Regions from separate parts of the Homo sapiens genome. Here region 2 is linked to region 1. Evidence: read pairs that join two places in POLR2A ChIA-PET (ENCODE). Cell type or tissue: PC-3. All regions are shown on one strand. Links, peaks and the distances in the headings refer to the core of each region. The heading gives the core; the rest is flanking DNA. Region 1 has its middle 230 kb from the start of ZIC3. Region 2 has its middle 450 kb from the start of ZIC3.

Region 1 (5,394 bases), core at 167-5,166:
TTGTTGTTGCATTATTTTTAATTGTAAAAAGTTGGAAACAATCTAAATGCTCACAAGTTGTTAAATAACGATATATCTACATTAGGTTGTGGTTAAAAGAAATGAAGTAGGTCTATATGCACTGACATGGAAAGGTCTCCAAAGCATATTATTATGTAAAAAAAAGTATTAATAGCAAAACCATTTTTATCATATGATCTCAATAAGGTAACCAAACGAATTTGTAGGTACATATACATGTAAATCCATAGGGAAAAGTTTGTAAACATTCACATCAAAATGATGACAATGATTATTTCAGGAAGCAGGGTGAGATGGGGGAGTGAAATGTAAGAGGAGCACTTGAACGTTTTACTTTCTGTACTTGTGAATGACGACTCATTCCCAATGGGAATGTATTCTTATATTACTTGTGTAATTTTTTAGACATAATAAAAATTTTAAATACTAAATAAAACTGGGTAATGAGAAGGCATAGGGCAAGGAACTGCTGTTTCTCATTACAAGTCTTTGAATAATATTTGGTTTTTAAACCCACGCATATGCTTTAATTTGATAGAAAAAGGTAAAGGTTTAAAAATGCATTTAAAATATACACTTTTACTCAAGTCCTTAGAGCAATAAGGGCAGAGTTGGTCTTCAAACCAAGGTTGTGTTAAGAGTTTCTAAAGAAAGAAATTTTTTAAAGTTTTATCTAGTAATTCATTATAATTAATTCCTATTCAGCTTTTACTTACATTATGAGAAACATGATTATGGTTTCATAATCATCTTTATAACAACCTATAATAGTAATCTATTTTAAAAGTTTTAAGTAAGGTCCTATCTATAAAATGACTTGGAATATTTTTTTCCTTAAACATAAATTTGGCCCTAAAACTGATGCAGTTAGGGTTAGCTTGGTGTCATCACGATTTGTTAGCAGCTGTCTACTTTAAACATACTGTCTGCTCATTTATATTTCTTTTTAAGCTCATCAGATTTAGATCAGAAAGAGAAATAGCTATCTGTTTTCATTGTGGGTTTGTGTATTTTTCTACGTAGAGGACATTCTTGTTTCTACATATCTTTATTTACAGATCAGCATGTGTTCTTGGGAGTCCCTGAATATAAGACCACATGGTTTTCATTTTCCATTTTCATAAAACTGTTTTTTTTAGTTTCTGTGGACAAATACCTAATGACAAATTACCATATTTATTTTTATAATGCATGAAACATTAAAAAATTAAAATACACCAAAGAGAAAAAACTTTATAAATTTTGCATTCAAAGAAAATATCTTCGTTATCATTTTATAGCCCTTATACTAGAGCATACAAGGCAAAAGAAGTTAGAATTTAATGTTTAAGATTGTGCACTCATTATTTTTTTTAAATTATTTTTATCCCTTTGCAGTATGCTAGTCAAGACTATTTTGGTTAAAAGTAGCGAACCCCAAATAACCTTAAGCCATGACACACATGCCTGTGTATGCATGCATGTCGCATGCACATGTGCAACACACACACACATGCACACACACACACTTCTAGTTGGAATACACAAAAAATATTGGCTTCTTTCTCAGACAGGCCTAGGATGATAAGGTATAACCCAGTGGTTCTCAGTCAGGGTGAACTTGGTCCTGCAGAGGACATTTTGCAATGTCTGGAGATGGAGGAGGGTATTGCTGGCACCTAGTGGGTAGAGGCCAGAGATGCTGCTAAATATCCTAAAATGCACAGGGAAGTCCCCCACAGCAAATAAATATCAAGCCCCATATATCAATAGTGCCAAGGGTGAGAAACCCTGGGTATAGGCACACTGATGAGTAACAAAGGTAGAGTAAATAGGGAGGAATTTAGACTGAGATAATCCAGGAACTGTGAGGCTAGGATGGTGCTATAATTATTACATAGGAGGGGCTTAGGAGTGGCATTCTGATGAGAAGTGGAAAGATGGAGCACAGTTTGTTTAAAAATTTTGTGAAGTTGTATAAATATCAATTGTATATATCAAAGAATAGGACAGGACTCTAATGTTCTCCTAATTCCCACCCCGTTAGCAACACCACTAAACCAGGATGTTAAACTAGTCCTTAACTTGGATTTTTTTTTTATTACTATCCTTTACATTTTGGGATACGTGTGCAGAACGTGCAGGTTTGTTACATAGGTATACATGTGCCATGGTAGTTTGCTGCACCCATCAGCCCGTCATCTACATTAGATATTTTTCCAAATGCTATCCCTCCCCTACCCTACCCCCACACCCCAACAGGCCCCAGTGTGTGATGTTCCCCTCCCTGTGTCCCTGTGTTCTGTTGCGGGAAGTCAGGGACCCCGAACGGAGGGACCAGCTGGAGCTGCAGCAGAGGAACATAAATTGTGAAGATCTCATTTTAATATGGACAAATATCAGTTCCCAAAATTAATACTTTTATAATTCCTTACGCCTGTCTTTACTGCAATCTCTGAACATAAATTGCAAAGATTCCATTTTAATATGGACATTTATCAGTTCCCAAATAATACTCTTATAATTTCTTATGCCTGTCTTACTTTAATCACTTAATCCTGTTATCTTCATAAGCTGAGGATGTACGTCACCTCAGGACCACTGTGATAATTGTATCTAACTGTACAAATTGATTGTAAAACGTGTGTTTGAACAATATAAAATCAGTGCACCTTGAAAAAGAGCAGAATAACAGCGATTTTAGGGAACAAGGGAAGACAACCATAAGGTCTGACTGCCTGCAGGGTCGGGCAGAATAGAGCCATATTTTTCTTCTTTCAGAGAGCCTATAAATGGACATGCAAGTAGGGAAGATATCACTAAATTCTTTTCCCAGCAAGGAATATTAATAATTAATACCCTGGGGAAGGAATGCTTTCCTAGGGGGAGGTCTATAAATAGCTCTCTGGGAGTGTCTGTCTTACGCTGTTGAGATAAGGATTGAAATACGCCCTGGTCTCCTGCAGTACCCTCAGGCTTATTAGGGTGGGGAAAAAACGCACCCCTGGTGAATTTGAGGTCAGACCAGTTCTCTACTCTCGAACCCTGTTTTCCGTTGTTTAAGATGATTATCAACACAATACGTGCACAGCTAAACATAGACCCCTATCAGGTGTTCTTTTGCCCTTTGCCTTATGATCTTTATTGGCCTCAGAAGCATGTGATCTTTGTTCTCCTTTTTGCCCTTTGAAGCATGTAATCTTTGTGATCTACTCCCTGTTCATACACCCTCTCCCCTTTTGAAATCCTTAGTAAAAACCTGCTGGTTTTGCAGCTCAGGTGGGCATCATGATCCTACTGATATGTGATGTCACCCCCAGAGGCCCAGCTGTAAAATTCCTCTCTTTGTACTCTTTCTCTTTATTTCTCAGCCAGCCAACACCTAGGGAAAATAGAAAGAACATATGTTGAAATACTGGGGGCGGGTTCCCCCGATAGCACTCTCATTGTTCAACTTCCACTTATGACTGAGAACATGCAGTGTTTGGTTTCCTGTTCCTGTGTTAGTTTGCTTAGAATGATGGTTTCCAGCTTCATCCATGTCCCTGCAAAGGACATGAACTCATCCTTTTTTATGGTTGTATAGTATTCCATGGTGTATATGCGTCACATTTTCTTTATCTAGTGTATCATTGATAGGCATTTGGGTTGGCTCCAAGTCTTTGCTATTGTGAATAGTACTGCAATAAACATACATGTTCATGTGTCTTTATAGTAGAATGATTTATAATTCTTTGGGTATATACCCAGTAATGGGATTGCTGAGCCAAATGGTATTTCTGGTTCTAGATCCTTGAAGAATCGCCACACTGTCTTCCACTAATTTACACTCCCACCAACAGTGTAAAGCATTCCTATTTCTCCAAATCCTCTCTAGCATCTGTTGTTTCCTGACTTTTTAATGATCACCATTCTAACTGGCATGAGACGGTATCTCATGGTGGTTTTAATTTGCATTTGTCTAATAACCAGTGATGATGAGCTTTTCTTCATATGTTTCCTGGCCACATAAATGTCTTCTTTTGCTAAGTGACTGTTGATATCCTTTGCCCACTTTTTGATGAGGTTGTTTGTTTTTTTTCTTGCAAATTTTTTAAGTTCCTTGTAGATTCTGGATATTAGCCCTTTGTCAGATGGATTGCAAAAATTTGCTCCCATTCTGTAGGTTGCCTGTTCAGTCTGATGATAGTGTCTTTTACTGTGCAGAAGCTCTTTAATTTAACTAGATCCTATTTGTCAATTTTGGCTTTTGTTGCCATTGCTTTTGGTGTTTTAGTCATGAAGTCTGTGCCCATGCTTATGTCCTGAATGGTATTGCCTAGGTTTTCTTTTAGGGCTTTTACGGTTTTAGGTATTACGTTTAAGTCTTTAATTCATCTTGAGTTAATTTTTGTATAAGTTGTAAGGAAGGGTTCCAGTTTCAGTTTTCTGCATACGGCTAGCCAGTTTTCCCAACACCCTTTATTAAATAGGCAATCCTTTCCCCATTGCTTGTTTTTGTCAGGTTTGTCAAAGATCAGATGGATGTAGATGTGTGGTGTTATTTCTGAGGCCTCTGTTCTACCCCATTGGTCTATATCTCTGTTATGGTACCAGTACCATGCTGTTTTGGTTACTGTAGCCTTAGTATAGTTTGAAATCAGGTAGCATGATGCCTCCAGCTTTGTTTTTTTGGGTTAGGATTGTCTTGGCTATACGGGCTCTTTTTTGGTTCCATATGAACTTTAAAGTAGTTTTTTCCAATTCTGTGAAGAAAGTCAATGGTAGCTTGATGAGAATAGCATTGAATCTCTAAATTACTTTGGGCAGTATGGCCATGTTCACAATATTGATTTTTCCTATTCATGAGCATGGAATGTTTCTCCATTTGTTTGTGTCCTCTCCTATTTCCTTGAGCAGTGGTTGTAGTTCTCCTTGAAGAGGTCCTTCACATCCCTTGCAAGTTGTATTCCTAGGTGTTTTATTTTCTTTGTAGCAATTGGGAATGGGAGTTCACTCATGATTCGGCTCTCTGCTTGTCTATTATTGGTATATAGGAATGCTTGTGATTTTTGCACATTGGTTTTGTATCCTGAGACTTTGCTGAAGTTGCTTATCAACTTAAGGAGATTTGAGGCTGAGACAATGGGGTGTTCTAAATATACAATCATGTCATCTGCAAATAAAGACAATGTGACTTCCTCTCTTCCTCTCTTCTCTTCTTCTCTACCCTTTATTTCTTTCTTTTGCCTGATTGCCCTGGCCAGAACTTCTAATACTATGTTGCATAGGAGTGGTGAGAGAGAGCATCCTTGTCTTGCCGGTTTTCAAAGGGAATGCTTCCAGCTTTTGCCCATTCAGTATGATATTGGCTGTGGGTTTGTCATAAACAGCTCTTACTATTTTGAGATACAC
Region 2 (5,394 bases), core at 322-5,321, 220 kb before region 1:
ATTTTTTTTTTTGGTATCTTTTTAACCTTAAGAATTAAGAAAGAGATAAAAAGCATAGATCTAAATGGCATCAGGGAAAATAACAGAGTAGGTAACTTCAAAGGCTCATTCCTCCACAGAAACTGAAAAATCAAGCAAAAACTGTCAAATCAACTTTGGAGAAATTCTGCAAAATAGTCAAAGGCACAGCAACCAAACAAATGCTGTATCAAGAAAAGAGGCAACTTTAGAAGAGTAGAAAAGTTTTGTGGCATTTTTGCTTTCTCCTTGCCCTATACACCTCCTTGGATTTGCGGCAGTTTTGAAGATAGCAGCTCATTTTCCCAGTGTGGAACCCTGGGGCCTGGATACAGGAAAAGCAGAGCAGACCTTGTTCTCAAAGAACTGCATTTATCTATTCTAACATGTCTGGGGGTTCCCTGAAGTACTGATGCAGAGTGTTTGTCTTTCCTTCACCTAACACAGAACTCATTCAGGGCTAAAAACAGTGGGCATTGCTGGAAAACATTGTAAGGCAAATGAATAACCCACAGCTGCTTGAGGCAAAAGATTATGATAAAGGCAAACAATAAGCCACCAGAAGCCCGGGAGGAACAGCTGCAGAGAGAGGTTTTTAGGGGGGAAATTTAGGTATTTAAAAGTCCCAGTGATAGTCCTGGGGAATTTAGAAAGCCACAAGCATGCCTAGGGCACAGTGCATGCTCAGATGCTTAGGGAAGACCTGAGGACACCTTAAGCTTTCAACTCTGGGTGATTTCTAGGCTTAATGCAAAGAAATGAAAGTAAGTCAGAGTTGTAAACAGCCTGGTTAAGTGTTGACAGAGTGGCCAGCACAGAGCTAATCTGCAAAGACTGGTAGAGGTTTTGTTATTTATTTCTTTCCTCCTTCTCTTTCTCCTCATCCTCCTCCTGCTCCTCCTCCTCTTTCTCCTTCTCTTACTCTTCTTTCTCTCTCTTTCTCATTCTTTCTCTCTTAACTCCTGGCAGTCAAGAAAATCTCTGTGCAGCAAAGGACATAATCAAGGCCAGGTATGGTGGTTTACGCCTGTAATGTCTGTGCTTTGTGAAGCTGAGGTAGAAGCATTGTTTAAGGCCAGGAGTTTGAGACAAGACTGGGCAATCATAGCAGATCCCCTCTCTACAAAAAAAATGTAAAAGTTAGTTGGATGTGGCAGTATGTGCCTGTAGTCCTAGCTATTTGGGAGGCTGAGGTGGGAAGATCGCTTGAGTCCAGGAATTCATGGCTGCAGTAAGCTATGATTGTCCCGTGCATTCCAGCCTGGGTGACAGAGTAAGACCTTGTCTCTAAAACACAATGGGCATAATCAAGAAAGTGAAGTAAAAATACAACCTACAGAATGGGAGAAAATATTTGGAAATTATATAGCTGATAAAAATCTTGTATCCAGAATATATAAAGAACTCCTGCAATTCAACAACACAAAGAAAAAAACCCAATAAATGAATGAACAAAGGACTTAGACACTTCCCCAAAGAGGATTTACAAAAGACCCAGACACACAAAAAGATCCTCACATCATTAGTAATTAGGGAAGTGCAAACCAAAACCACGATGAGTTACCACCTCACACCAACTAAGATGGCTACAATTTAAAAAATGGAAATTAACACATATTGCTGAGGATGTGGAAAAATGGAATATATGTACATTGTTGCTGGGAATGCAAAAATGGTTCGGCAACTATGGAAAATAATTTGACAGTTCCTTAGAAAGTTATCATGAGACCCAGAAATTCCACTCCTATTTTTATATCGAAAAGAATTGAAGACAGATATTCAAATACATGTGCCCACATATCCATAGCAGCACTATTCACTATAGCCAAAGTGTCAAAGTGTGAAAACAACCTAATGCCCATCAACAGATGAATGGATAAACAAGTTGTGAGATATATATATAGGAATATTATTCAGCCACAAAACGGAATGTATCTATGAATGCTACAATATAGAAAAGCCTTGAAAACATTATCCTTAGTGAAAGAAGGCAGACACAAAAGGTCATATATTATATTACTCCATTTATGTGAAATATCCAAGTAAATACAAAGAATCAGAGAGCACATTTCTGGTTTCCAGGGAAGGAAGGGTAGAGGGAATGAGGATTTACTGCTTAATGGGTACAAACTTCATTTTTGGGTGACGAAAATGTTTTGAAACTAGATAGAAATGGTGTTTGCACAACACTTTGAATGTACTGAATGCCACTAATTTATTCATTTTTAAATGATTAATTTAACGTCAAATGAATTTATCTCTCAACTTTTAAATATCTGGCATAAAAAATAGGTCCATACCTCATAGTGTTTATTTTGTTTGTTTGTTTGTTTGCTTATTTGTTTGTTTGTTTTGAGACAGAGTCTTGCTCTTGTTGCCCAGGCTGCAGTGCAATGGCACAATCTCAGCTCACTGCAACCTCTGCCTCCCAGGTTCAAGCAGTTCTCCTGCCTCAGCCTACCGAGTAGCTGGGATTACAGGTGCCCACCATGCCTGGCTAATTTTTGTATTTTTAGTAGAGACAGGGTTTCGCCATGTTGGCCAGGCTGATCTTGAACTCCTGACCTCGTGATCTGCCTGCTTCAGCCTCTCAAAGTGCTCGGATTACAGGTGTGAGCCACTGCACCTGGCCTCATAGTTTCTTATGGTTATTAGCAGAGACACAGAGTAATATTCAAAAAGTCTAACCCATATTACACAGACTGTCTGAGGCCAAGAAAGGTGCTCCTTGCAAACACAGACAATCTGGCCAGCCTCGTCTGGATGGAGTCAAATGTCATTCTATGGTGACATTAGTAGAGGGCATAATAAGTGGTACCACTTTTGCCTTTACTTGATTCTCCTAGTCCTCCTTTTTCTCCTTCTTGATGGCTTTTTCTCTGGAGGTCTTGCCACATCATCTATTAAAAACTTGTATATGGGCATAAACTACACAAAAGTCTATAATTAAGAGAGGATGGAATGATGGACTTGATTATTTGCATTGTGAGTTGGGCTTCCTTTATTACAAAATGAATGAGCTATTAGGATTCTCTCAAAAAGTAAACACCCCTGAATCATCTGAAAGATGACTACACAAACTTGCTTTTCACCCAGCCATTGTACAAAGTAAAGCCCACATGTTTGAGAGTTATTGGCACTGCTTACCAAATATTTCTAGTTGTTTTTCTAAGCACATGATAGGATGACACTTCCCTCCAGATCTAAACTGAAACTTGGGAAAGAAACTTACTTTGGTCAATAAAATGTAATTGAAGTAATATGTGTTACTTGCTAGCAGAAATTATAAATTTCCTTCTTTTTTCTGTGCTACAACAACTGGCAAAGTTCCAAATGTTTGCTGTTGCATCATCTTGTGTCCTGGAGTGAGATGACATGGAACAGAGACTCCAGCTGCCTTGTGACATGTACTGTGAGCAATAAATAAATCTTTGTTGTTTTAAATCACAAAGATTTGGAGTATGTTTGTTACCCCAACATAACTCAGCATATCATGACTAATACGTGTTTTTTTCAATTGTGCTCTCAACTCAGTGGTTACTTTTTGAATATGACTCTTGTAAAAAACATCACAAATAATAGTAGGTGTACTTTAAGTTTCCATTGATGGAGGTAATTCATCATAACACAAAGCTACTAGGAGCTCTAAGATGCTTTTAAATGAATTTGTATTTTATGAATAATAAGAGGAACTGCATATCTGTGAAAATTACAATAGCTGTAATTAATAACCTATTTATTTTATCACCAGACAATGTTCAGTGCCTTTTCATGGGGTCACAGACTACTTATAATGACTCCATAGCTACGCAGTGGGTCTGTGCCCCAGGCCACTCATTCAACAAGTATTTGTTGTGGACCTATTAGCACATACATTGTGCTATGTCCAGAGAGGAACCCAAAAGACATATGAAGGTTAATCTGCATCTTTATGATCCGAGACATACTCATTGGAGACAGGTACCAATGAAACAGTATGTTCTAATGGCCAAGTGAATGAAGCAATACAGTTTAATGGTTAAGAGTGTGAGCCCGGGAGCCACACTGACTGCCTGGGATTGAATCCCAGTTATGGCATTTACCAACTGTGTGACCTTAATTAAGTTGCTTAACTTCTCTGTGTTCCAGTTTCCTCTTCTGTAAAATGGGCAGAATAGTGGTACCTACCTCATAAAATTGTTCTGACATTAAATTTCTTAATAAACATAAATATTTAAAGTAGTGTCTGAAACATACTATATGCTGCTATTTTTATTCCTTCACCTATCTTTTAACATTTGTGGTCCCCTGAAGATTCTTCTTTGGCTCTCTGCTCTTTTTCATCTATTGAGTGTCTCTAAGTCACCATTTCACATCCATAGCTTCAACTGCCACCTATATATTCCTGTCAGTATTGAGAGTAGTGGCCTCATTAAGATCTCAGAATCCCCAAATGCTAATATCCTTGACTTACTGTCTAGCTGCATATCATTGCTGTAATTTCTTAGGACATATAATGTATGGTTTCAAAATCTCTCCCCCAAAATTTCCACATCAAAAGGTAATCCAACTATGGTGAGCTGAACCGAACTACATGTGAGTCTTCCCCTTGGTCTTTTTTTTTTTTTTTTTTTGAGATGGAGTGTCACTCTGTCGCCCAGGCTGGAGTGCAGTGGCACGATCTCGGCTCACTGCAAGCTCCACCTCCCGGGTTCACCCATTCTCCTGCCTCAGCCTCCCGAGTAGCTGGGAGTACAGGCGCCCACCACACACCCAGCTAATTTTTTTGTACTTTACAGTAGTAGTTTCTGACATTGAGGGAGCAGAGATCCCTTGAAGAATCTAGTGAGATATATTAACGACCACCCTCAGGAAGATAGACATATAAACACAGGCTAATACATACAATTTCACAAGGTTCCCAGGCCCCTTGAAGCCCATGCATAGACACCAAGGGGGGTCTTGTAAATTGTTCCCAGGGTACAGACTGCTATTAGAATAGTATTCTTGATTAAGCCTCTGAGTCTGATGCTTGTGATTGAGTGCGACAGTGTACAAGTGAAGGTAGAGCCAGGAAAGTGAGAGCCCTTATATATAAGGCTTAGATCTCAGTTGGCCTATATCATCCATGCCAGGAATCCTTTCTCTTTTGGGCTCCTACTCTACCTTTTAACAAAAAGAAAGATAAGTATATGAGAGTAAGTCCATTTACCTGTTAAGAAAATATACCCAATAAGTCCTGCAACTCAGTTGACACCATCTATTTTCTGATATCTCATTGAATTTTAATACAACTTTCCTTTAAATAATCCTCATAGCTTTTACCCTTGCACATAATTGGCCTAGATTTTTTCAAAAATTAATTGAAGATTAAATGAGTCAAGGAAAGTAAAGTGC

The links. Peaks named below come from ENCODE experiments on the same cell type or tissue, not always from the same donor. Only the 100,000 strongest peaks of a DNase experiment are listed, where the experiment ranks them.
Region 2: POLR2A ChIA-PET joins it to region 1 with 5 read pairs; 2 of 35 experiments call an interaction of 5 or more read pairs at or near these places.

What each region holds. Positions count from the first base shown.
Region 1 is chrX:137,796,291-137,801,684 of GRCh38, reverse strand. No RefSeq gene overlaps it. Among named protein-coding and RNA genes, the nearest start is that of ZIC3, 230 kb to the right of the region's middle. In PC-3, for the core only: no CTCF peak of the experiment used is centred there; no DNase peak of the experiment used is centred there.
Region 2 is chrX:138,016,301-138,021,694 of GRCh38, reverse strand. No RefSeq gene overlaps it. Among named protein-coding and RNA genes, the nearest start is that of ZIC3, 450 kb to the right of the region's middle. In PC-3, for the core only: no CTCF peak of the experiment used is centred there; DNase peaks (open chromatin) are centred at 3,114 and 3,414; H3K27ac peaks cover 1,393 bases.